Regions from separate parts of the Mus musculus genome. Here region 1 is linked to region 2. A link is a loop called in an ENCODE intact Hi-C map of the cell type or tissue named here. Cell type or tissue: left cerebral cortex. All regions are shown on one strand. Links, peaks and the distances in the headings refer to the core of each region. The heading gives the core; the rest is flanking DNA.

Region 1 (12,884 bases), core at 4,531-8,530, 260 kb after region 2:
CAGCCAGCTTTGTCTCTTTTGTATGCTGATGCATTCTGACTAATGTGGAAGGCACTTACTAAGCTTATATGTAATTAATGAGTGGCCATCCATGGCTAAATGGATGGATGGATGGATGGATGGATGGATGGATGGATGGATGGATCGGGTGGGTGGCTAAGTGGATGGATGGGCAGAGAGTGCGTGAATGAATGATTGATGGAACTGACCTGGTCCTTAGACTATGAGTCTGGCAGCAGTCTCCATTCTTGTGGAGTTCATCCAAAAGTCCCCTCCTCCTCCTAAGAAACAGGCGCAGCAGACAGAAATTGGAGGCTTTGTCAGGAGAGGCCGGTGGAAAAAGAAGGGTCGGGGTTCTAATGATGGTGGCTGAATAATGGGCTGAGAGTCTACTGAGGAGCAGAATATACAGAGACCAGAGGTACTGACAAAGAGAACGAGTGAGGAGCAGGAGATGACAACCTGAGGTTGCCACTTGGAGGACCAGAATGAGGACAGAGGTTGAAGTCACAGAGTTGGCTGCCAGACTGTGGTTTCCCAAAACCCCTATAGCACAGGCTGTGGCTGGACCTGACTCCTGGAACTGTGCTCTGTTCTCCTAGTCCAAATCACCACCTGTGTAGCGAAGGACTCTTCCTTCCAGCTTCTCCCAGGTCGGCCCGTCAGAGACACAGGATGTAGGCTGTCTTCCAAGTTCGTGACCTCCTGTTATCTCAGAATGTTAACTCAGTGTTTGGAGTATCTAAAGAGGTGGTTAAGGCGAAGTGAGATCAGATGAGGAAATTAGGATGCAGGCATAGAGGGATGACAGAGGATACCACAGATGCTATCTGTAAGCTCTTTCCCAGAGGCCCAGCTAGGTTGCTGGGGGGATATTATTAGTCATGTTCTTGCCACTTACGGGGTAGAGGGGGAAAATGTTCCCACTTGAGAAACACCACTTTATATCAAAATTCCTGCTCATGATGTGTCTATGAGTTACCAGCTATGACCCACAGAGGAACCTCAGAGTATCCCTCTGAGCTCAGCTGACCTGGAGCCACTGTCTAGGGCATGGGGGTGGGAAGGGCCAGCACAGGTGTGCCAAGTTCCATGTTCTTAACGAAGCTGATCTGGGAGAAGGGGGTGGAGAGTTTACTCTATTTGCAAAAACAAACAAACAAACAAACAAACCAGAAACCAAGCCACCGTTTCTTGATTGTGACTTTCTCAGGAACACCATATTGGCACTTCAACATTACCACTCATGTGATAAGCAAACAGGCCTCATTTTCAGAATCAAGTAAGGTCAGAGGAAACCTGTTGGGGTCAGCTGCAAAACTGTCACCAAAGTATACAAGCCCTCCTCCCTGTGAGTGTCCCATCATGCACAAAGGACTTTGCAGGTGTTACCAAATGCTACTTACTGGTCTTCAGATAGGGGTGACTAAGTGAGTTCCGGGGTCAGCTAACTACCATCAAAGGTGTTTTTCTAAGATGGAGACAGCGGATGTTTTAGTACCATGTAGAGGAAGGTGAGAAAATGACTACAAGCCTCGCTCCAAGGAAGGAAAGCAACCTCCAGCAACACAGAAAACAAGGCCTGGACTCTGCACAGACCCTCCGGAGAGACGTGGTTTGAACAGGTTGGTTTCAGCCAGCAGACTTTGGACAGTTAGCCTCTGGTACTTCAAGACAATACGTGTGTGTGTGTGTGTGTGTGTGTGTGTGTGTGTTGGTCTTAGGGTCTTACTGCTGTGAACAGACTTCATGACCAAGGCAACTCTTTTATTTATTTATTTATTTATTTATTTATTTATTTATTTATTTACTATCCAAGGCAACTCTTATATGGGCAACATTTAATTGGGGCTAACTAACAGGTTCAGAGTTCAGTCCATTATCATCAAGGTGGGAGCATGGCAGCATTCAAGCAAGTATGGTGCAGGAGGAGCTGAGAGTTCTACATCTTCATCTGATGGCTGCTAGGAGAAGATGATGGCTTCCAGGTGGCTAGGATGAGGGTCTTAATGCCCACGCCCACAGTGACCACTTCCTCCAACAAGGCCACACCCACTCCAATAAGGCCATATCTCCTAATAGTGCCACTTCTTGGGCCTAGTATATACAAACCATCACAGAGTGACTGTGTGTGTGTGTGTGTGTGTGTGTGTGTTTAAAAAAAGATTGTAAGCTAGGTATGGATGATTCCTGCCTATAATCTCAGCACTTGGGAGACTGAGACTGGGACAAGAGGATTGTCATGAATTCAAGACTAGCCTGGGCTACCTAGTGAGTTCAGGCCAGCCTGGGCTTTAGAGTAAGACTCAGTCTCACTTTTTTTTTATTAGTATATTTTCCCTCAGGCAACATGATAGATTTTCTGACAGCGCCTTCACTCAGATACATCATGTGCTGTGACTACATATTGTCTTTCTGCTTGGCCCATGTGGGAGAGAAAATATACTACATTTGTTTTTCTGTTTTACTCACTATGATGCTGTCCAGTCCGGTTCTCTTTTCCTGGATGTTCCTTCCCCCTCCATGGATACAAATCCCATCAAAATGCATCCTGTATTCTCGTGTACCCGCTTGCCTGTTGATGAGGACATTGACTGATTGTATAACATGGCTATTGGGAAGACTGGCAATAAATCGCTTCCCCTGGAGCATGCTGTCTTAGATTCCACCCAGATTCCCAGTGTCACCTTTTCCCTAATCACCCTGCACCTGGGTTGTGACTATTCAAGGATATCCTGATGACCAATGTACACACTTCCCTGTCTGCTATAGGAGCTTTAAAAATGTTACATGGGTTACCCTCTACTTCCATATTATAAATATTGTCTCTCAGTTTCTTACCACCTTAGCAGTGAATAGTTAACCTGCTCTGTGGTTCCCAGCAGGTGATAGAGCTTCTAGCCACTCACCAAAATTCTCTGGACTTGAGAATGAAATACACTAGCCCAGTGGTGGTGGCGCACGCCCTTAATCCACACACGTTGGCTTAGTTTCGATATGCCTTGACTAGTTTAATGGAAGGGCATTTCCAAACCTCCCTAAGGCTAGCACACACTCCCCTGCAGTATTCCTTAGTTAACACTTTATCAATCTAGATTTTATCTTTGTTGCCCCTGACCCAAGGAGGGGGAGTTGCCCCTGGAGCATGTTGACGGGCTCTTAATTCTGATCTCTGTGCTTCTCTGTCATGACCCAGTTCATCCTACGCCCCTCTCATGGCTGACTCCCTTCTTCTTCCCCACTGCATTTCTTGCCTGGGAATCCTAACAATTCTGCCTCTTTCACCCTGTCAAGCTATTGGCCACTGGCTTTTTATTGATCAACCAAAAACCAACTGGAGACTGAGACCCTTGGCCTCTGGACACACTTTCCCATGTGATTTTGGGAGCCAAATTAAGACAAAGCATTAGAACCAATCCCCAACATTCCACCTTTTATTTTGAGATAAGGTCTCAAAGTAGCCCAGGCTAGCCTTGAGCTCTCCACAGCTTAGGTTGGCCTCAGATCCATAGACTCTTGCCCCAGCTTCCTAAGTAGCAGGGATTAAATAAAAAAAAAAAATCTGTGCCTCATTAGATGTAGCGTGGCACTCTTTTAATCCCAGCACTTGGAAAATAGAGGCTGGTGTATCTATGAGCTTGAAGTCAATCTGCTCTACATAGCAAATTCTAGACCCACTAGAGCTACAAGGTGAGACCCTATCTCAGAAACAAAACAAAACAAAACAAAGCAAAACAAAAAACAAAACCACCCTGTGGCACCAGGCCCTGTATGATAGTTTATTGTAATTGCCATCTGGAATCAGCTGAGCATCTTGGCTGTGGGCTTTCAGGAAAGATTGCCTTAGGGATGCAGGAGCTCCTTCCATAAACTAGGCAGCATCATCTGGCAATGACCCAGACGTGAAGAGGTCAGGAGAGTGATGCTGCTTGCTTACCGGTCTTACAAGCGAGAGCATCTCTCATTATTGATGCCACCAGCAAAGAGCTCTGCTTCTTTGTCCTTCCAATGTAGACTGAAGAACATTTGGGGTCCTCTAGGCCTCCATTGCCAGTCTCATGGGTATGAAATACACACACACACACACACACACACACACACACACACACACACGTCAGCTTAGTTTCAATATGCCTTGACTAGTTCAATGGCTAGGCACTTCCAGCCCATACCATGGAGGTCACATAATAAATTCTCAGAGCACTCTTAGGGAAGGCATGCACATGTCTATGAGAAGTCTGATCACCCTGAGGCTATCAGGTAACATGGACTCTGATCACAGTTTTTCCAAGCCGTGAGTCTAGGCACCTGGGTCCTGTGAAACCAGAGGCCACTTTGTGTCTCTAGTAGGACCAGAGGGACTTGGGATTCCCAAAGTATCCATGGCGTGGCAAGGCACTCAGGTCTACAGAGAGACACACAGGTATTGCCCTGGGTGACTTGTTCCCCAGAAACATCGACATTAAGTATCAAGTCCGCTAAAGGACATGGGAGAGAACCACACAACAACCTTCAGAACCTCCAGGGGTACGCCCGGGGGCGGTGCTGCTCAGGCAGTTCTAACATTAGTTCCTTCCACAGTGGCTGAGCACTGAGCTCCCATCCTCCCAACAGTGCGTACGTATTCCTTCCCAAAGTCGGCTCTGTTTTCCAGACAAACACGGCAAGGCACCTTGAAAGATGTGCTGACCGGTCCTGTCTGTCAGGCTCTTGTTTACTTGGTACTTTTGGTTGTGCTTCCTGTATGGATTTCACGCTCATTTTGTAATTCAATGTGCCACTCACATGGGATGCAGATGACCTGTGACGATTCATGGGTAAATATCCCATTTATTAGGATGCAACAAGGGACAATCCTTCTAAGCGAGACGAGTCTGTTAATCCTACTGATCACTAGTGGCTTTAGAATCCGTCCCAGCCAGATGCGAGATCCAACTCACGAGTGACTCACAAAGGTGAGGGCTTTAGAAAGCCAGTGAGTTGGCGAGTGTGGCCATTTGCTAATTGGAAAGTCAACTGCTCAGCACAGCATATGTCTCCTGGCATGCTGAGCATCATAGAGCCAACTGCTCAGCACAGCACACTTCTCTCCAGAACCCAGCTGAGATGACAGCTCATTTATTCTTGTTATCAAAGTCACCATCAGCAAGAGTCAGATGCAAATCACCACAAGCTTAGAGGTGGTTTGATCTCTTTGTGTACATGAGACAGACGGCTGTCGGTCTCATGTACAGTATTTTGGAGCAACGAAGCATGTGTCATCCTATCACTTCTCCTGATATTGTTCCATTTGTCATTTTCTTTTCCTCCTGGAGACTCTTATGACATGGGAGAAAACTGTGGTTTCTTGCATGACTAGGTCTATATACCAGTGGACCTGGCTGGGCCTGAAGCAGCAGAGCAGTTAGCTCTGGGGCCCGACATCCCAGCACCCATCTCTGCTTCTGCTTCTTTTACTAACAAGGAAGGGCAGAAGTGAGACTCCCAGTTTCAACTTCCTGCATCAAGAAGGGGCACTTCAGGGTGTCCTGGGGATGGATACAGACTCTGGCTTAAGTGGAGGTGCTGCTCCAGGCTCCCCTGCTGTGGCTGCAGCTCTTTGGCAGCTTCAGTTTCTTTTGTACTTGGTGCCCTTGGCGGTGTTTGGGTGTGCTGGGAACGTGGTCCCCAGTGCAACAGCACTGAGTTTTCATTCACCGACTTCGCATACTGTGTGAGTGCCAACTGGGTGTGTCTTAGGACTTGGGGGAAACTGCAGCATGGCAGACAACCCCCTGAATGCTCTTTTGTGACAGGCTGACAAGTGCTCTCCATGACTCAGTGACACCGTTTGTAATACAAAACAAAACTGCATCAGCTTAATATAAAATCTAGAATGTGAGTCTCACAGATGCTAGCACTGTGTCCCAGCATGCCTACTTCACTGCAGGGCACCAATCACAGCTGCTAGCATTCTGTCCCAGCATGCCCCACTGCACACTGCAGGGCACCAATCACAGCTGCTAGCATTCTGTCCCAGCATGCCCCACTGCAGGGTACCAATCACAGATGCTAGCATTCTATCCCAGTATGCCCTACTGCAGGGCACCAACACACTTAGAGTTAGATGGGGCTTGGAGGGGGCGGTCGGGAGGGGAGGTACAGCAAGACAAAGGGAGATACTTTATATTTTGTACAGTTAATAAATTGGACAGACTATCTGTCTTATTTTCAAGTTGGTAAATGTAAGATTGCCAGAATTTAATTTACTGTAAGATTGCCAGAAGTGTAAGATTGGCTGTGTTCTGGTGAGGTGAATACAATCAGTTCTACTGATAAGTGAGGGATTTTAGTATTCTATAAAAAATTGTATTGAAGTTTGGTATTTAATTTAGATTAGCATTTCCTTTTGCAGTTAAAATACAGTTCAGACCCTTGCATTCTGGCTGTGGGAAATCAGCACTGCTTTGTGTATCTCGCCACCTGCTGGCCGCATTCATTCCCTTCAGAGACCTGATTTGGAAGAGGGATTAGAAAATCACTTTAAATCCTCTTTTTTTTTTTTCCCCCCCTCCAGAGATTTTATTCATAAGTAAGTTATTTCATGTGATTAACTCTCTTTCTCTCCCTGGGGGGAGGGGAGAGCTATAGAAGGCTGCAGGAACAGAGTGTAAAATGTGCATTAGTAATCTGCCAGGCCAGGCCAGGCTGGGAGGGAGAGGCAGACGGAAGGCTGGCTGCTGGGTCCTGCCGTGTGGGTTCAGCAGTGTAGCTCCCAATCTCAGATCCATTCGTGAAGTTCCTACACGGTGCCATAGCCCACATCTAGCTGGGACACCGGAGCTGGGAAGGAGTTTCCAGACCAGCTCTGAGAAACATGCTTGAGTTGGAAGAGGAGAATGGTCTGAAGTTGCATCCATTCCACTGTATTTAAAGGAATGAGTAGGTTAGAGATTTTATATTTTAAAAATGTCTCATTTTTCCCAAAGAACAAGATAGGAGGGTGAGTTGAACCCAAGAGTTTGAGACCAACCTGGGCAACATTGTGAGACCTTATTCTTGTTTGTTTGGTTAATTTGGTTTGGTTTGAGAAAGGGTCTCTGGCTGGCCTAAAACTGCCCTATAGAGCAGGCTGGCCTCAAACTCATAGATCTGCTTGTCTTTACCTCTTGAGTGCTGGCATTAAAGGTGTGCACCACCATATTCAGCATAAAAAACAAAACAATAACAACAAACCTTTTTTAAAAGAATCTTTTAACTAAAATATAGCCAGGGTTCAAATCACATTACATGTCTCCTAGTGGCACCTAATCTAGAATGCTCAGGGTTTAGACTCCAGGAGAGATTGATTGCCTGAAATACAGAAGAGAAAGGAAATGATTTTTGGCAGAACCGACAGATGCTAAAATCATGCAATGTTAAAACAGAAGTGTGAGGCTGAACTTTGGCTCAGCGTTTAGAGCACGTGTCACTCTTGACGAGGACGAGGCTTTAACACTCAGCACTCACGTGGCAGCCCACAGCCACCTGATACTCCAGTTCCAGGACATTCAACGCCCTCTTCTGACCTCTGAGTACCAGGCACAAGTGTGGTGCATAGACATGCATGCAGGCAAAACATTCAGACTCATGAAATAAAATAAATCTAAGGTAATTTAAGAAGCTGTAATGCTAAATGATGACACAGAATTATAATGCTAATTAAGGAAGCCATCGGTGTGTGCATATGAACACCAAAAATTAAAATCTCACAGATTTAGTTGTATCATCTTTGGTTACTTCATTAATACTAAGCTATGAAATAATTATTAAAATATATAAGTTTTATCTTGCTAGGGTAAAAGTTAGAAATTTTAAGCAAAAATTTAAATTCCAATAGAAGAATATTATATTATTACTAACATGCTAGCATGTGATAAACTATTTTATCTAAAAGACATATTTGATGGGGCTGGAAAGATGGATCAGTACTAGCTGCTCTTGCAGAGGACCCAGGCTCTGTCCCCAGCACCCACAAGGTGGCTCACAACTGCCTGTAACTCCAGCTCCAAGAAATCTGATGATGACACCTCCAAGAATGCCTGCACGCACATGGTGCACATACAACCAGGTACATATCTACACATAAATACAAAACTTAAAAACATGCTAATGAAAGCCAGGTGGTGGTGGCACACACCTTTAATCCCAGTGCTGGGGAGACAGAAGCAGGTGGAACTCTAAATTCAAGGCCAATCTGGTCTTCAGAGTGAGTTTCCGGACAACTAGGGCTACACAGAGAAATAGGAAGGAAGGAAGGGAGGGAGGGAGGGAGGGAGGGAGGGAGGGAGGGAGGGAGGGAGGGAGGAAGGAAAGAAGGAAGGAAGGAAAAGTCAGAGAGATCTCAAATGAATAGCTTATTGATATACCTGAGGGCCCTGGAAAAAAGAACAAGAAAAACCCAAATCAGTAAATGGGGAGAAAAAAAAGCTTTAAGATAGGGGAATAAATTAATGAAGTAGAACCAAACCAATACAAAAAAAATCAATGAAACAAAGAGTTGGCTCTTCAGAAAGATAAACAATATTAACAAAACTAACCAAAATAAAGAGAGAGAAGACCCAAATTAAGAAAATAAGAGATGAAAAGAAGCCATTACAACAGATACCAATGAAGTTCAGAAAACCATTGGGTATTACCTGGACAACACATGCCACTAAATTGATAAATCTAAAAGAAATGAATGAATTTCTAGACATGAATGACCTGCTGAAATTAAATTAAGGGGGCATAAACAAATCATCCCCTACTATAACAAGCAGTGTGGTTTATGCAGCAATTAAAAATCTCCTAACTAAAAAAGTCCAGTCTCTGAGAGATTCACTGGTGATTTTTACTAGTAATTCAAAGAAGAACCAAACCAATGCTTCTCAAACTATTCCATAAAATAGAAAAAGAAACATTGCCAAACTTCTCATGAAACTTGCATACCCTGATACCAAAAGCAGATAAAGATGAAACAATGAAAGAAAGTGACAGACCAGTTTCACTGATGAATTAGACTAAAAGAGGCTAAAGAAAATGTTTGCAAACTGAATCCAATAACACATGAAAAGAATTGCCAGGATAAAGCTGAACTTATATCAGAGGCTCAGGAGTGCTCTCATACCTGTAAATGAGTAACTATTATACACAGGTGGTCTCAAGGACATAAATCACATCACATGGTCATCCCAACAGATTCAGAAAGGCCTCTTTACAAAATCCATTATCCCTTCATGGTGAAAAGCTTGAAGAAATGCAGAATAGAAGTAATATATTTCAACATAATAAAGCTATATATGACAAACCCACAGCCTGCATTATACTAAGTGAAAAAAATACCCTCAAATCATTTCACTAAAATCAGGAGCAAAACATGGGTGTCCTTATCCCTACTCTTAATCAATACAGAACTTAAAATTCTAGTCTTAGCTAGAGCAGTAAGATAAGTGGAGTAAATAAAACATGGAAAAATTGGAAAAGAGGGAGTCAGACTAACTCTATTTGCAGATAATAAAAGAGACCCTGAAGACTCTGGAAGAGAACCCTTAGAGCTGTGTGAAAGTAACTTTTATTTGCCAGATGTGATTGTCATCTTACTGCTTACTGCTAAATAAGCTTACCTTTTCTTGTTCTTTCTGAAGTCTGGCTGGCTGGTTCAATTCAGCTGTTCTGACCTAAACTCCTTTCAATGCTGACTAATTCAAACTGACTTTTCTTGGCTTCTCACTGAATTGCTCTCTTGGCCTTAAAACAACTCTGGCAATCTTTTCTAATATTTTGGCAAGCTTCACCAGAAACCTGTCTCTGTAAAACTGTCCCAGTAAATCCCTCTCCCTCTCCCTCTCCCTCTCCCTCTCCCTCTCCCTCTCCCTCTCCCTCTCCCTCTCCCTCTCCCTCTCCCTCTCTCTCTCTCCTGCTTTCTTAAGTCAATTCTCTTTCCTGTCTGTTATCCTGAGGGTTGGGCCTATCCTATCTCTGGCTCAAATCTTTCTCTGATTCGTCACTTTGTCTGCCCCTCAATTAGATGTCACTTTCAAGCATGACTGCTTCCTTCTACAAATTAACTTTATCTTCATTGTTTGGGATTAAAGGGATGTACTAAGGGCATGTCTGTATTCCAGCCAGGAATTAAGGATGTGTCATTCCAGCAGACCTAGAAGGTCTTTGGATGTGATCCCTTGCCTGAGCAGTCATGATGCTGGATTAAAATTCTTCTACAGAGCTGATAAACATCTTCATTAAAGTGCCAGGATACAAAACTAATACAAAAATGTAAACATATTAATGACAAACATACTGAAAAAGAAACCAGATGGACAATCTCAGTCACAATGACTTCAACAACACTTTGGAATAACATAACCAAGGATGCAAAAGACCTCTACAATGAAAGCTGTAAAACACTGAAGAAAGAAATCAAGGGGTACATCAAAAGATGAAAAGATTTTCCATGGACATGAATTAAAGAAATCAATAGTTTGAAAATGAATGCTTCACTAAATGCAATTCCAATCAGAATACCAGTGACGTTCCTCACAGAAATAGAAAAAAACGTAGACTTGTATTTTTCACAACCTACTTTAATAAGGATTCTTAAATGCTTCAACTTCTCTTCTAGCCCATCACCACCAGAGGTAGCAGAAAAGAAAGGTTTTAGGATATGGGGCATATGGATCTGTTTAGAAATAGTTCCTTGGGGGCAATTCCAGTCTTCAGTGTTCTTAGTTCAGTCCACTAGCAAAACACCAAACATGAATCAGCAGCAGCAACTTGATCCAGAATAAAACACGAGGCTTCACAGGTTTGGCGCTAGTCTGTGGAAGTGGCAAAAAGCTGCTGGAATATCACAAGAAGTTCTTTGGTGAGTTACTCTCTATGAAGTCGCTACAAGAGAAGATCAGCAACGCCATGTAAGGTGAACCAATACAAGTCGATCGTCAGCAAAGACCACCGAGATAGAGCAAGGCAAACCAATGCATGAGGCTCCCCACTGCCTGTGGTCACACTTAAATTCTTTCTAAACATCACAATCCTCTCACCTGTGTCTGCCTCAGTGAAACATCCTATGACATAACTGAATTTCCATAGAAACCAGACATTTCCACTTCAGAGAAAATCTTAAAATTCATATGGAAGCACAAGACAATGATGATACTGAGCAAAAGGAACACTACTGGAGATGTCAATATATCTGATTCACATAATACTACAGAGCCATCATTAAGCAAACAGCATGGTATTGGTACAAAAACAAACTCATAGGTCAGTGGGATAGAATAGAGGACTCAAGGCCATTCAAGCGCAGCCAGTTGTTTTTGATAAAGATGCTGAAACACAGAGTAGAGTGAAGCTAGCAGCATCTTCAGAAAAGGAGGGTGGGAAAACTAGATAGATACACTAAGAGCAACGAAGCCAAACATGCATCTTTCACCCAACCTAAAAATAAACTACAAATGGGTCAAATATAAGACCTCAATATAAGATCTGGAACTCCGAAACTGCTAGAGGTGGTGTAGGGAGAGCTCTTCAAGATGCAAGCACAGGAATGGTCTTTGTGAATAGACTGATCATTCAGAAAACCTGTAATCAACAAACGGGACCTCACAACAAGAAAACTCAGTGGAATAAAGAGGCAGACAACAAAGTGGATTAAAACTCTTCGCTAGATATACATCCCACAGAGAACTAATATATAGAATATGTAAACAATTCAATAAAAGGAAACAATCCAATTAAAAATATAGACCATGGAACAAAATAGAGAGTTCTCAAGAGAAGAAATGCAAGTGGCTAGTATTTTTAAAATGTGTTTGACATCATTAGCCATTAGGGAAATGCAAATTATCATTACTCTGAACTTCTGTCCCAGCCAAGAACAAAGCACACAGATGCTGGTGAGGATGTGGAGAAGGAGACACACATCCACTCCTGGTGTCAGCTATGGAAGTCAGTGTGAAAGCTTCTCAAAAAGCAGGACGATTCTACACCTCAGCTACACCCGTCCTGGGCATGCGCTCAGAAAAGACTTCATATTCTCCCACAGGGACACACGCATGCCCATGCTCATTGCTGCTTTATTCAGAATGGCAAGGGAACGGATTCAGCCTAGAAATCCACCAAGGGATGAACGGATAATGAAAACGTGGTACATACGCACAACAGGATTTTGTTCAGCTGTGAAGAAAAATGAAATTGCATAATTTGCAGGAAAATGTATGAGACTGGAAAGGGGAGGGGGGGTGGATAAACCAGATGCAGAAAGTCAAATTCCTCATGTTCCCTCTCAAATGTAGATATTAGCTTCAAAGCTTTGCTTCCCCTACCTTTTAATTTAGTGTGTCTGTAGAGATTAGAAACTAGAAAGGGGTCATAAGAGAGATGGAAGAAGAGGCCTTACAGGGTGAGGGGATAGTAGACCACGTATGCTATGAAACTGAGGATGTGGGATTCTAGGGGTTTAAATTCTAAGTGTGGGTTTGGACATGATGGGGCAGAGTCGTGGGTTAACCCAAACTGGGAGGATGTAAAACCTTTATGGGAACGCACTATTTTATAATCTCATCTTAATAGATGCTTTTTAGTAGGAGCTTGAACAAAGGCAGCCTGAGTGGGTGGAGAATGCTTCTCCTAGATGTCAGGTATGGAGATGCCTTAGGGACCCCCAAAACAAAATAAGCTGCTGCCAATGCTCTTGGCTTTCCTAAATAGGAGAATGGTAGAGCCTATTGCTGAAGACACAACAGTTGCAGAACATAGAGAAGTCAAATTTTTCTCCTTGCTGGATGGTTTTCATATGGCTAGTAGGAGCTATGTAGGAATCTGGTGAAGAAAAATCAATAGTATTGACTGTGAACCTTGAGTGCTACAGTACTGACCTGCCA
Region 2 (12,884 bases), core at 4,001-8,000:
TAGGTTGTTGTGACTGTAATACCTAAAGTGCCGAGAGTAAAGGCCCAAAAGGATACAAAGGGTTTTAAGCTTACATTAAATTGTGTTTGGGAGGGGTATGGCATGATGCATATGTGGAGGTCAGAAGATAAATTTGGGAATTGAAGTCAGGATGTCAGGCTTAGTGGTAAGGGCCTTTGCCTGGGGAACCAGCTCTCTGGCTTTACTGTACAAAGGTTTAATAAAGTTAGACACTGTGAGGATGGGATATATAGCTCAGTCGATAAAGTGAAAGTTTGCAAGAAGCCTTGGGTTCCATCCCCAGTGTTGCACAAATTAGCCACAGTGGTGCAATCCTGTCCTAATACTTGGGAGGTCGGGGCAAAAGGATCAGAAGTTTAAGGTCATCTCTGGCCATATAGAGAATTCTAGTAAACTTGTTTTGGCAGCTCACTTACCTGAGTCACTAAGCTGGCCATTAAGTGAGGTGCCAGGGGAAATTAGGCATTAGATTCTGTCTGTTTGAGGTATTAGAAATCATTATGCCTGGGGGTGGTGGCACTCACCTTTAGTCCTTGCACTCAGGAGACAGAGGCAGACAGATCTTTATGAGTTCAAGGTCAGCCTGATCTACATAGTGACTTTCAGATCAACTAAGGCTATTATTTGAGATCCTATCTCAAAAATAAAAAATAAATAAATACATAAATAAATTAAAAAAAAGAGGGACTGGAGAGATGGCTCAGTGGTTAAGAGCACCCTCTGCTCTTCCAGAGGTCCTGAGTTCAATTCCCAGCAACCACATGGTGGCCCACATTCATCTGTAATGGGATCTGATGTCCTCTTCTGGTGTGTCTGAAGACAGTGACAGTGTACACAAATACATAAAATAAATAAATCTTTAAAAAAAAAGAAGGAGGGGCTGGTGAGATGGCTCAGTGGGTAAGAACACCCGACTGCTCTTCCAAAGGTCCAGAGTTCAAGTCCCAGCAACCACATGGTGGCTCACAACCATCCGTGACGAGATCTGACGCCCTCTTCTGGAGTGTCTGGAGACAGCTACAGTGTACTTACATATAATAAATAAATAAATCTTTAAAAAAAATAAAATAAAAAATAAAAAAAAAGAAGTAAAGGGGCTGGAGAGATGGTTCAGTGGTTAAGAGCACCGACTGCTCTTCCAAAGGTCCTGAGTTCAAATCCCAGCAACCACATGGTGGCTCACAACCATCTGTAATGAGGTCTGACACCCTCTTCTGAAATGTCTGAAGACAGCTACAGTGTACTTACATATAATAAATACATAAATAAATCTTAAATTCCAGCACTTGCAAGGCAGAGGCAGGAGGATTTCTGAGTTTGAGGCCAGCCTGGTCTACAGAGTGAGTTCCAGGACAGCCAGGGCTACACAGAGAAATCCTGTCTCAAAAAACCAAATATATAAATAAATAAATAAATAAATAAATACATAAATAAAAGGTTAAAAAAAACCAAATAAATAAAAGAAGTTACCGTATCCTCAGGTTCCAGGTAGTTAGAATCCCACTGCTAGAGTACAGTATTTTGCTTATTATCTTTGGCTTTGCCTTTACACAGATGATCACACCAATTACTGGGAAAAGTAAAGACCAAATATATGATAGATAATGTTGTCAAAGCCCTTGACTTCAGGACTAATTGTTTCCCTTGGATGTATGTGTTGGGTCATGACAATTTGGCTATATAAGGAGGTAAAAGTTATTCCTGCCTTTATAACCATGTGAAGGATTGCCTAATGCACACCACTTTTTTGGTCCAAGACTTAATCATTAACAGAACTGTTTGCTTTCTACTGCCACTGTTGACTAAGACTAAAGTCTGAGGACTCTCTGCCTCCCCCTTCTATGTAGGAGTGGCAACAGTTAACAGGCCCGCTCCTTTGAGTGTTCACTGCTGTTCTGATGGCAACAGCTCAGAGAGTAGTGCTTTACGTTGGCATCGTAGAATGCACCTACTCTAATCAAATGCACAGGCACAGGCACAGAATGGTGAATAGGGGATTTCCCCTAAAACTTCACCCTGAAGACCCAGTTTGCTGTACACAAAAACTTAGTCAGGCTGATTAATCTTCCATCGCTTGTGCCTGAGAGGAATAGAATCTAAGTTTAAGGATCATTAAGAGAAACTTTTTTTTTTTTGAGACAGGGTTTCACTGTATAGCCTTGACTATCTTGGAACTCACTCACACTGTAGACTCAAAACTCACAGAGGTCTGCCTGCCTCTGCCTTCTGAGTGCTGGGATTAAAGATGTGTGCCACCACCGCTCAGCAAGGGAAACTTACTCTATTGTTTAGAATGCATGGAGCCTAACACAGATGGATTCCCTAGGTTGCTAACAAGTTGCTAGGTACACTGTTTGGAGAGGTTGTGTATGTGTGTTGTACACTCAGATGAGTGCTCTGGGCTGCCAAATGTATTATTAGGAGAGTGTGTGCATAGGCCAGGTTGAGTTCCAGGTGGCTAAACTATTCCTTAAGCTTGTTCATCTCAATTTCCCCCCAGAAACTTTTCTACTTGATTCCTTTTTTGTTTCTTTGGGGTTTTTTTTTAAGATTTATTTATTTATTATATGTAAGTACACTGTAGCTGTCTTCAGACACTCCAGAAGAGGGCGCCAGATCTCGTTACAGATAGCTGGACAAATGTTGCTGGGATTTGAACTCAGGACCTTCGGAAGAACAGTCAGTGCTCTTAACTGCTGAGCCAACTCTCCAGCCCACTGTTTGTTTGTTTGTTTGTTTGTTTGAGACAGAGTTTCTTTGTATAGCCCTGGCTGTCCCGGAATTCACTCTGTAGACCAAGCTGGCCTTGAATTCAGAAATCTGCCTACCTCTGCCTCCCAACTGCTGAGATTAAAGGCGTGCGCCACCACTGCTCCTCTCTCCTTGATTCCTTAGGTAGGAATCGAGAGTGGAAGGCAGAAGATCAGCCTTCTTGGCTTGTTCTACTTGTTCCAATAATTTTCATCCAGTAGAAAGAATCTCTGTGTACTATATGGAAGCATCACCTGTCAATAAAAGGCTGATTGACCAATGAGCTGAGTCAGGAACAAGGAGGTGGGAGTTCCAGTAGGGAGGGAGAAACTCTGGGATAGAGTCAGGTGCAAGAGGAGATTCGCCCTAACTCTCAGGAGACAGGCACATGAAACTGAGAAGAGGTAACCAGCCATGTGGATCTCACAGAATAGAATACACAGGTTAATTAAGTTATGAGCCCAGGGTTAGTTAAGGAATGAGCCAAAGCTTGTGGCTTAGGCATTCAGATATAATTAAGTCTCAGAGTCATTATTTCAGGAAGTGGTGTACTGGTAGAAAAGCCTGTGGTTACATCACCCTGGGTTTTGTAGGACATGCTAAGAAACATCTACTCACCCCTCAGGGTCACAATGACAAATCAAAGTTTGATTCCACCAAGGTACACTTGAGGGGAACCAATGAATAGGCTTGCTAATAGGACCAACAGAGCAATTGGTCCGGGATTAAAGGCAAGAGGATTGGTGACCTTAATGCTGATATGGAAAGATCTGTACCCTGCAGGGATGATGGTTAACCCATGGCCCCATAACTGGAGCTCCCCCTCTTGGTTCTTACATACCTAGATACTCTAGCCCCTCCTTCCAGGCTCCAAGGGAAGAACTGCATATAACTTGGTGGAAGGGTAGCTGGATACTCAGGTGAGGGTTCCATGGCTTTTCCCACCCCCTCCTTTATGAATGGTCAGTTTCGAGCAGGCCCAGATGAACTCCTGAAGATGGGAGCTCAGAGGATCATCCAGTACATTGTCGCTTCTTACTGAATAGGAGCATAAAGCTAAGTAGGGCAGAACTAATCTCTCTCATTCTGTCCGTAAAGCTGTTACATCTCCTGGGAGCTCACTAGAGAATGTGATCACTAATCTTGTTTGCCTGCTTGAATACATCTGAAATTAACTGGGACCCAAACTGCTAGGCACCCTTGTGAGGGATTTTCCTTAATCAGGTTATTTGAAACAGGAAGACCCACTCTAAATCAAGACCACACCTTCTAGTGGCAACCCAGATAAAAGAACGTGGAAGAAGAAAGCTTTGGTTTGCTTCCTGCTTGCCCTTACTCTTGCTGGCAAGTGCATCTGTGCTGTTTCTAGGGCTGGTGCTAAGTCCAACTTCTTTAGGATTCCAATGTAGACTGAATGCCAGCAGCTCTCTGGGACTCCACCAAGTACTTCAGAACCACACTGAGACTGCTGATCTGCTGATACAGCCAGCCTCATGGACTGAGGACTGAGTGAACTAGCAGACTTTGGCTTTTCCACAGTGAGAAAGACTTTGTAGGGCTACCTGGACTGTATCCTGTAAGGTACTCTAATAAAATGCACACACACACACACACACACACACACACACACACACACACACTCACACCCCATCCATATATATATTCTATCAATTCTATCTATCTATCTATCTATCTATCTATCTATCTATCTATCTATCTATCTCATTTTGTTTTATATCTATATATAAACTATTGAGCTTTGTTCCTTTGGAGAACCCTAACTGATAGAATATCCATGAAACTTCTTAGCTTGCTGATCCAGGACCAAGCAGATATTTCCCTGTCACCTGAGTCTCCTTTCTTTGTTGTTCCCAATGGCAGCTGCTGTTGAAGGACTCAGAAATAGATATATTGTTTAAGCTTATTGAGGAGAAGAGGTCCAAAGCCAGCAAGATAGTGAGGAAGAGGCACCTGAGGGAGAGGAGAGGCACCATCTAAAAGTTATCTATCGGGGGTGGGGAGGGTCTAGATGAATGGCTCAGTAGTTAAGAGCACTGGCTGCTCTTCCAGAGGACCCAGTTTAAATTCCCAGTACCCACAAGGCAGCTCACATTCACCTATAACTCCAGTATCAGTATATCTGATAACCTCTTCTAGAGATTCTGGGAACTTGGCACACAATTAGTACATAAACATATATGTAGGTGAGGCAGCCATACATATAAAGATTTTAAAAGAAAAAGGTTGACCTGGAGACAGCTCAGTGGTTAAGAGCAGTGGCTGTTCTTCCAGAGGTCTTGAGGTCAATTCCGAGCAACCACATGGTGGCTCACAACCATCTGTAATGGGGATCTGATGCCCTCTTCTGGTGTGTCTGAAGAGAAGGACAGTGTACTCACATACATAAAATAAATAAATCTTTTTTAAAAATTGTACAAAATTCTCAAAGGACTAATAAAAATATAAAAAATGTTAAAAAAGAAAAAAGTTCAGTTTCTTATTAAAAACATATGCTTTTCAATTTTCATTCTTGTGCTACGGATAAAACTGAGTGCATTGCATATGCTTACAAGTACTCTAACATTGTGCTATATATTCTAGCCCAAAGCTAGTGCTTTTTGACAGAAACCTGGACTTCTAAGTACCTTAAGAGTCTGAATCCTATTTCCATTTTCCATTTAAGCTGGCTTCCTTGGACAATACTTTGGCAGGATAATCTTATGCCTTTTTGCTATTGGCAGATGGATGTGGAAGTCTGTAAATTCCACTTGTCCTTCACTGACACCTAGAGGAACTCTTTGTTACTATTTGGTACAAATGGAAGTCCAGACTTCTAATAAGTCTCCATTGACACTGGGAGGGGAAAGAGTGTTTAGTTATTGCTCTCTGCATGGCCTCTTTTCACACGTGGGAAGTGGTCTTGTCAGTGAGGGATGGAATTCCGACTCAACTCTCTACTTGGCTTCAGCTTACACAGAGAAGGGTGTGTGTCTGTGTGACTCCTTACACTTAAGTGGGGGTGGAAAGAGGAGGCTAGAGAGAATGGAGGAGAGTATGCCCAAAGTACATTATAAACTTGCATGAAATATCTTTATGCAAGCTCCTCTCATCTACAATAAACAGTCAATAATGAACATACAATAAATTTGCTGAGCAATAGTGGCTCATGCCCTTAATCCCATCACTCAGAAGGCAGAGGCAGGCAGATCTCTGAGGCCAGCCTGGTCTACAGGGTAAATTCCAGGACAACTGGGACTACACAGAGAGACCCTGTCTTGAAAAACTAAGATAATAATTTTTTCTGCAAACTTTGTATCTTTTGAAATAAAATTTATTTCCAGCTATATGTATTACAAATTGTATTGCTTATACACTCTCTTGTGTTGTTGACGTTGTTGTTATAATTATTATCTTGAGACAAGGTCTCTCTCTGTAGTCCTGGGTGTCCTGAAACTCGCGATGTAGACCAGGCTAGTCTTGAACTCACAGCACTTGGAAGGCAGAGGCTGGCAGATCTCTGTGAGTTCGAGGTCAGCCTGGTGTAAAGAACGAGTTCCAAGACAGCCAAGGCTACATAAAGAAAGCACTGGTCTCAAAAACCCAAAAAGAGGCGGGGTGAGGGGGAGAAAGAAAGAAAGAAAAAGAATAAAGAAAGTTCCTAGACTTAGCACTATTAATAGTATTAATATTACATGTAATAGTGACATATATGTATGTATATATATGTATATATGTACACATATGTATTTATGTATATATGTATGTATGTATATAATGTATGTATGTAATATATATATATACATATATATATATATATATATATATATATATATATATATATAATAGTAATACTAGAATAGTACGTTCCTAGTTGTGTTAAATGTGGCTCCTTGTTGGAAGGAAAAGTGACTACTTATGTGTAGGTCTGTTTCTAACCTCCTTAAAAAACAAAAACAAAAACCGAGCCCCCTCTCCCCATCTTTGTAACAACATCACATCGCCGTTTATAATAATCTTGGCAACTGTAGCATTTATTTTTGCTTTTTGAAGCAGTGTCATGCAGCCTAGCCCAAAGGGGACCTTGTATTCCTGAGCTGCCTCCCTTCATTTCTCAAGTACTCGGATAACAGCCATATGCCATCAAACTCAGCTTTGCAGAGCAAGTTCAGTTTTTTCTGAAAACCGATGGAACCCAAACCACTACTTAGAATTTTCCTCCGGAAGATTTACGGTATAGGACTTAAGCAGACTGACGTCATTTAGACCGCAAAGGCTAAACTCTACCTCTGTTGGGCGCATCTTCAGAGCGCATGTGCTTCCCGAGTATTGTGATTGGACGGAACCAAGCTGCATTTCGTCAATTCCGAGGCGGGAGCATGAAGTTGATTGACCATGATCTCTCCGTCCTTTAGGTAAAGGCTAGGGATGTTGCAACCTCTTGGTGAGTGGAAATGAGGACGGTGTCCTGTCTAAAGCGGAGGCGCGGGGTACATCTGCTTTAAGTGACTGAGTGAGGCTGAGCACGTTCTGGGGAGGCTGTGGATCCTGATAGCTTCCGGTTCCCCGCGGCGCCCCACAGTGAAGGAAGCAGGGTTCAGGCACTCCGCCCCGGCACGCTCATCGCGGAGATCACCTGGTCTCTGTGTGTGCGTTTCAGGGTCTGGAGCCTAGAGCGCGCAAGGTCGCGTGTGCATAGCTACTGTGGCATGACCCCAGTGGCACTCCTGCCCGGGGATGGTTAGGAGATCTGGGTTTTCGGAAAGGGCGAGCAAGATTCTGACTTTGGAACATCCATGAGAACAGCTTTCTTAGATTAGACACTTCCAACCCTAACTGTGCCGGTTAGCAGGTGCAACTGTGGGTGGATGCCTTAAACATTCAGCGACCGTTTCTTCAGTTAAAACTTTAGAAATATGGCAGTAGTGAAGAGTAAATAAGTTTTTGCTTGCAAGGGCTTAGCTAGTGGCTACATGTACTCAACACATGGTACTCATACATTACTCTCAGTTCATTAGCCTTTAGTATAGTGATTTGAGAGTTAATACATACGCCTTTCCACACAAACACTTGCACTAGCTCTCAGGTGGGTATTTACTTTTGTTATTTTTCCTTTTTATGCGATATTTTATTAAATGTCTTTACAGGACAACAGCCAGCCTCCAGACACAGCTGCTAAGACCCTGTAGGCACTGACTGGGACATGTTAGTTGGCTCTGGCTTCCCACCTTTTTGTTCTGAGATGGTGGTGGTGGGCAGGATCTCATGTTTGGGATCCAGGATGCTCACATGGTCAAGCAGAGGGTTGAAGGGCTGACCTTAACACTTGGGTGCCAGGGCAGCATGATCTTTAGTGCCCAGCACATCCTGTCTGAGCAATACACAGTGCAGGCAATGTCAATACAGTAACTAAAAGAGTCTCCACTGTGCATATCCACAGCCTTCATTGGCCCTCTGTCCTTAGAGCTTCCCATAACCCACAGCCTTGGAAGCCCTTGGCCCCACTGTAGCTGTCTTTAGATACACCAGAAGAGGGCATCAGATCACATTACGGATGGTTGTGAGCCACCATGTGGTTGCTGGGAATTGAACTCAGGACCTTCGGAAGAGCAGTCAGTGCTCTTAACTAATGAGACATCTCTCCAGCCCCGTACTTACTACTTTTAGTGGAATTGCCTGTAAAGACTTTTCAGTCTTGTAACCCTGTAGGGGTAGTGGAAAGCTTTAGAGAAGTAGCAGGTGGCAAGGGACCCCTTAGTGATAAGGTTTGAATTAGGCATCAAGACCTACTTGTTTTAGAAGTGCAGGAAGGGAAACTAACTGGAGTACCCACCACTATCTGTCTATTGTAGATACCCACTTTCCTCATCACAGCAGAGTATGAAGTCAGTAGTAGTATCTCTACATTTCGGAAGAGTCCTGGAAGCTTAGCTGCAGCAAATTAATGAGGGGAGGCAGGCTTTTAGATACATTCCTCTATGCAAAAGCCATGCTCATCCAGGGAACCAAGATTGCCTTTGAGTTGGTCATTGTAAGAGAAATTATTGAAAGATTGTTACAAGTCCTGTGCACCCGCTTAGTATGGAGGCCCAGGTTCCTCCTCAAACCCTAGTGCCAGGCACTTGGGGGGGATGCTGGTAGTTGCAATTACTCCCCAGGCAGGAGGTCACAAGGTCAGGAGCTGGAGGCCAGACCCAGGTAGACTTACTTTTTTTTGGAAGATACAAAATGTCTATTCACTCTAGCTAGAGAGCAAGTTCATCCAAGTCTAGCTTGGTAAATGGGTGAGTTTATTAAGGTGACTGGGTGAGGAATTACATAGAAGAAACGTAATTCAAAGGCGTCTGCATCCCTGAAATGCCCGTCTCAGAATGGGAGCTACATTATTGGTTTCTGTTCACCTTGCAGGCAGCTCCACCACTGAACAGCCTTCTCTGTCAGCAATCATTTGCTCTCTGACCTCTCCTCAGCATGGTGTTTATTCATACAGCTGTCAGGACCGGCAGGCCTTGTTGAGTCTTGAAAGTTTTACGAACTTTCAGACTTAGAAATTTCTTATTTTATGAGCCGGGTGACCCTTCCTTGCTTGTTTAATTTTTCCTTTCCAACATTAAGAGTTCGTTTGGGATCATTTATTTTTATTCTAGTACATGGATTAGCAGGTTAAGTAGACTTTTCCTTATAGAGAACAGACTGTGAGAAACTACTTGCTATAGTGGAAAGAATCTTTGCTCAGTTTTTTGTTTTTTTTTGTTTTTTTTTTGTTTTTTTTCCCTGAGGGGGCTGGAGAGATGGCTCAGTGATTAAGGACACTGACTGCTCCTCCAGAGGACCCAGGTTCAAATTTTAGCACATAAATTTTGGCAGCACATAAGGATACCCCTAAGATCTCACACTCTCACATAGATATACATGTAGGCAAAATAAATGCACATAAAATAACGGTGAAAAGAAAAATTCTTTTCTGAGTTACATATTGATTAGGGATTTGGTAAGAATAGCAAAATAAAGTTACTATGTTCTAGTAACACATGTGTTACTAAGAGGAAAATGTACCAGCCTGGTCTACAAAGTGAGTTCCAGGACAGCCTGGGCTACACAGAGAAACCCTGTCTCGAAAAAACAAAACAAACAAAAAAAAAAAAAAAGAGGAAAATGTAGCTTAGTCCTATTTTCTTTTTCCCTCCCTGTTTCACAGTGTCATTATGGAGTCTAGGCTGGCATCAAACTCATCCCTCAGCTTTAGCCTTCACAGTGCTGGAACTGCAGGTGTGCACTGCTGTGACTGACAACTTTTGTTTTGTTTTTTTCCCAAGATAGGGTTTCTGTAGACCAGGCTGGTCTTGAACTCAGAGATCTCTGCCTCCCGTTTGTTGGGATTAAAGGCATGCACTGCTACCACCCAGCCGACAAGTTTTATTCTAATAGACCAAAAAAAAAAAAAAAAAAAAAAATTGAAGATGAGAAAAACGAAACAATGTGTCTAAATGAGAATAGCTAAGAGGGAAGCACAGCGGAGTTAGAGGAGTGTGTGGAAGAATGGAGGAGAGGCTCCACAGCGTGGGATGCTGGAGGGACACAGTGAAGGAACACGGCATAGAGCCTTTTTTTTTTTTTTAAAGATTTACTTATTTTATGTATATGAGTACTCTGTAGGTATCTTCAGACACACCAGAAGAGGGCATCAGATCACATTGCAGATGGTCGTGAGCCACCATGTGGTTGCTAGGAATTGAACTCAGGACCTCTGGAAGAGCAGTCAGTGCTCTTAACCACTGAGCCATCTCTCCAGCCCCCACAGCATATATCTTAAAGGTGCAAGTCTTGTCTTATCTGGGTGTCTTTGGCTAAGGACTGGGAGATCTTGTAGCTCTTAAATCCCAGGCTTGGAACTCTCCTGCCTTAAAGGACCTGATGGTGTTTACAGAAGAGTACAAGCTGGGTAAGTGAGTATGTGGTTGATTGTTCTCGCCTTTATAAGCTGGTCTGTTTCAGAGTCTTTTGGAAAATACAGTATACAGCCATATGCAGCTTAGCGGCGGTTGAATACAATGCTGTCATTGCGTAAACATTTGACTGTGTATTTGCACAAACCAGGATTGCTACAATGTCAGAAGACTGTAATCTTATGGGCCATCATCATTATGTATGCGGTTCATCATAGGCCAGAATGGCTGCTCCTAGTTATATTGTAAAGATGTGTTTCAAAGCTATAGTTACACAGGAGTTTGGGAAAGGAAGTTTGTGGTGTAATATACCCATTAGAGGACTATAACCTAAGCTCTAGTCTACTGGTGCATGGTTGTGGCTTGGGCATAATGATTTGAGGGTTGACAGGAGTGATGTTGACTTCAGTGCAGTGGCTTGGACAGTCCCAGTTGTTGTTGTTACTGTTGCTGTTGTTGTTACTGTTGCTGTTGTTGTTACTGTTGTTGTTGTTGTTACTGTTGCTGTTGTTGTTACTGTTGCTGTTGTTAGCCATTTTACCACAAAAGAGGCCAGCCTAAAATGACTAACTACATGAAGGGCTTTGAGTTGAGAGTAAGCTGAAACTCTGTCCAGGATAACCTCATTTAATTTAACTTGGAATGCGGTTGCTGCTTTTCTCTCTCTCTCTCTGTCTCTGATTTATTTATTTCATATATGTGAGTACACTGTTGCTGTCTTTAGACACACCAGAAGACAGAAGAGGGCATCAGATCCCCTTACAGATGGTTATAAGCCACCATCTGTGAGTCTTGGAACTCACTCTGTAGACCAGGCTGGCCTTGAACTCAGAATCTGCCTGCCTCTGCCTCCCAAGTGCTAGGATCAAAGGCTTGAGCCACCACTGCCCGGCCGGCCCACAGCAACTCTTATAAAAGGAAGTATTTAATTGGGGCTGGCTTACAGTGTTAGAGATCTAGTTCATTATCATCATGGCAGGGAGTAGTATGGTGGCAGCAGCAAGAGAGAGACTCTGGGCTTAGAATGGGCTTTTTGAAATCTCAGTTACACACACACACACACACACACGCCTGCCCCATGACATACTTCCTCCAACAAGGCCACACTTCCTAATCCTTTTAAATAGTACCACTCTGTGGTGACTAAGTATTCAGATCTGTGAGCCTGTGGCAGACATTCTCATTCAAACCACCACATTCTACTCTCTGGCTCCAATAAGCAGATCGCACACTTCCAACTTGCAAGGGCAAAGGATATACATTACTATTCCAAAAGGGAGAAAACAGCACAATGAGGAAGTACTGGATGAGAATAAGACCAAAAACTTCAAATTCTGTATCTCCCATGTTTGGTGTCAAAGTGCTCTTCAGATCTCCAGCTCCTTTCAGTTCTGTTGACTGCACTGTACTTATTTCTCTTGGGCTGGGTCCACTCCCTGCTAGCAGCTCCCCTGGGCAGGTGTACAGTGACCTGAGCATCTCCAACATCTTGGCATCTTTAATGCAATCCAGGCTTCAGCTTCAGAACTTCACACAGTAGCTTCTCTGGACCTCCATGCAGGGACACTTCTGACACACGCCTGGCCTCGGCAGCTTTCCTTAGCCTCGGAGGGAGATCCCATGATCCCTTCTTGGATTCTTGACTCTAAAGCCAGAAGAACCATGTGGCCAGCACTGCTACCTTCTGTTTGCTGGGACTGGAACTTGGCCTCTTTGTTCAAATACATTTTCACCAGCTTTCGGGGCTTGATGGTTTCTGTCACTGCTCAAGCTTTTCTTTAATTCCTTTTCATGGGGCTGGAGAGATGGCTCAGGGGTTAAGAGCACTATCTGCTCTGCTCTTCCAAGGTCCTGAGTGCAATTCCCAGCAACCACATGGTAGCTCACAGTCATCCATAGTGGAATCTGATGCTCTCTTCTGGTGTGTCTGAAGACAGCTACAGTGTACTTATATACATAAAATAGAAATTGCTGTAATTCCTTTTCATGAATTAGGAGCTCAGCTGGGTGGGATCTTGCCCTGAGGTTGCCACTCCCTTAGCGTCAGGCTTTTCTTTAAACGTTTTTATCTCCATCCCACTTCCTGGTGCTCCTTTTCTCCCCCAAGTGTACACTTTAATTTCTCCTTGCTCAGCTTGCTCCTTTTCATCATAGGTCTGCCTAAGGGTG

Evidence for each region. Hi-C counts contacts between places; a loop is a spot of excess contacts. Peaks named below come from ENCODE experiments on the same cell type or tissue, not always from the same donor. Only the 100,000 strongest peaks of a DNase experiment are listed, where the experiment ranks them.
Region 1: a loop joins it to region 2, with 2.3 times the contacts of the local background. A loop is called at or near these places in 2 of 42 quality-filtered maps.

What each region holds. Positions count from the first base shown.
Region 1 is chr11:61,085,375-61,098,258 of GRCm38, forward strand. No RefSeq gene overlaps it. Among named protein-coding and RNA genes, the nearest start is that of Tnfrsf13b, 35 kb to the right of the region's middle. In left cerebral cortex, for the core only: a CTCF peak has its summit at 6,455 (motif pointing left); a DNase peak (open chromatin) is centred at 6,461.
Region 2 is chr11:60,823,548-60,836,431 of GRCm38, forward strand. It overlaps Dhrs7b (dehydrogenase/reductase (SDR family) member 7B), which reads left to right and starts at 7,084. Exons shown (of 7, transcript NM_145428.2): 1 at 7,084-7,184. The coding sequence starts at 7,165. In left cerebral cortex, for the core only: a CTCF peak has its summit at 5,551; DNase peaks (open chromatin) are centred at 6,284 and 7,079; H3K4me3 peaks cover 1,388 bases; H3K27ac peaks cover 1,280 bases.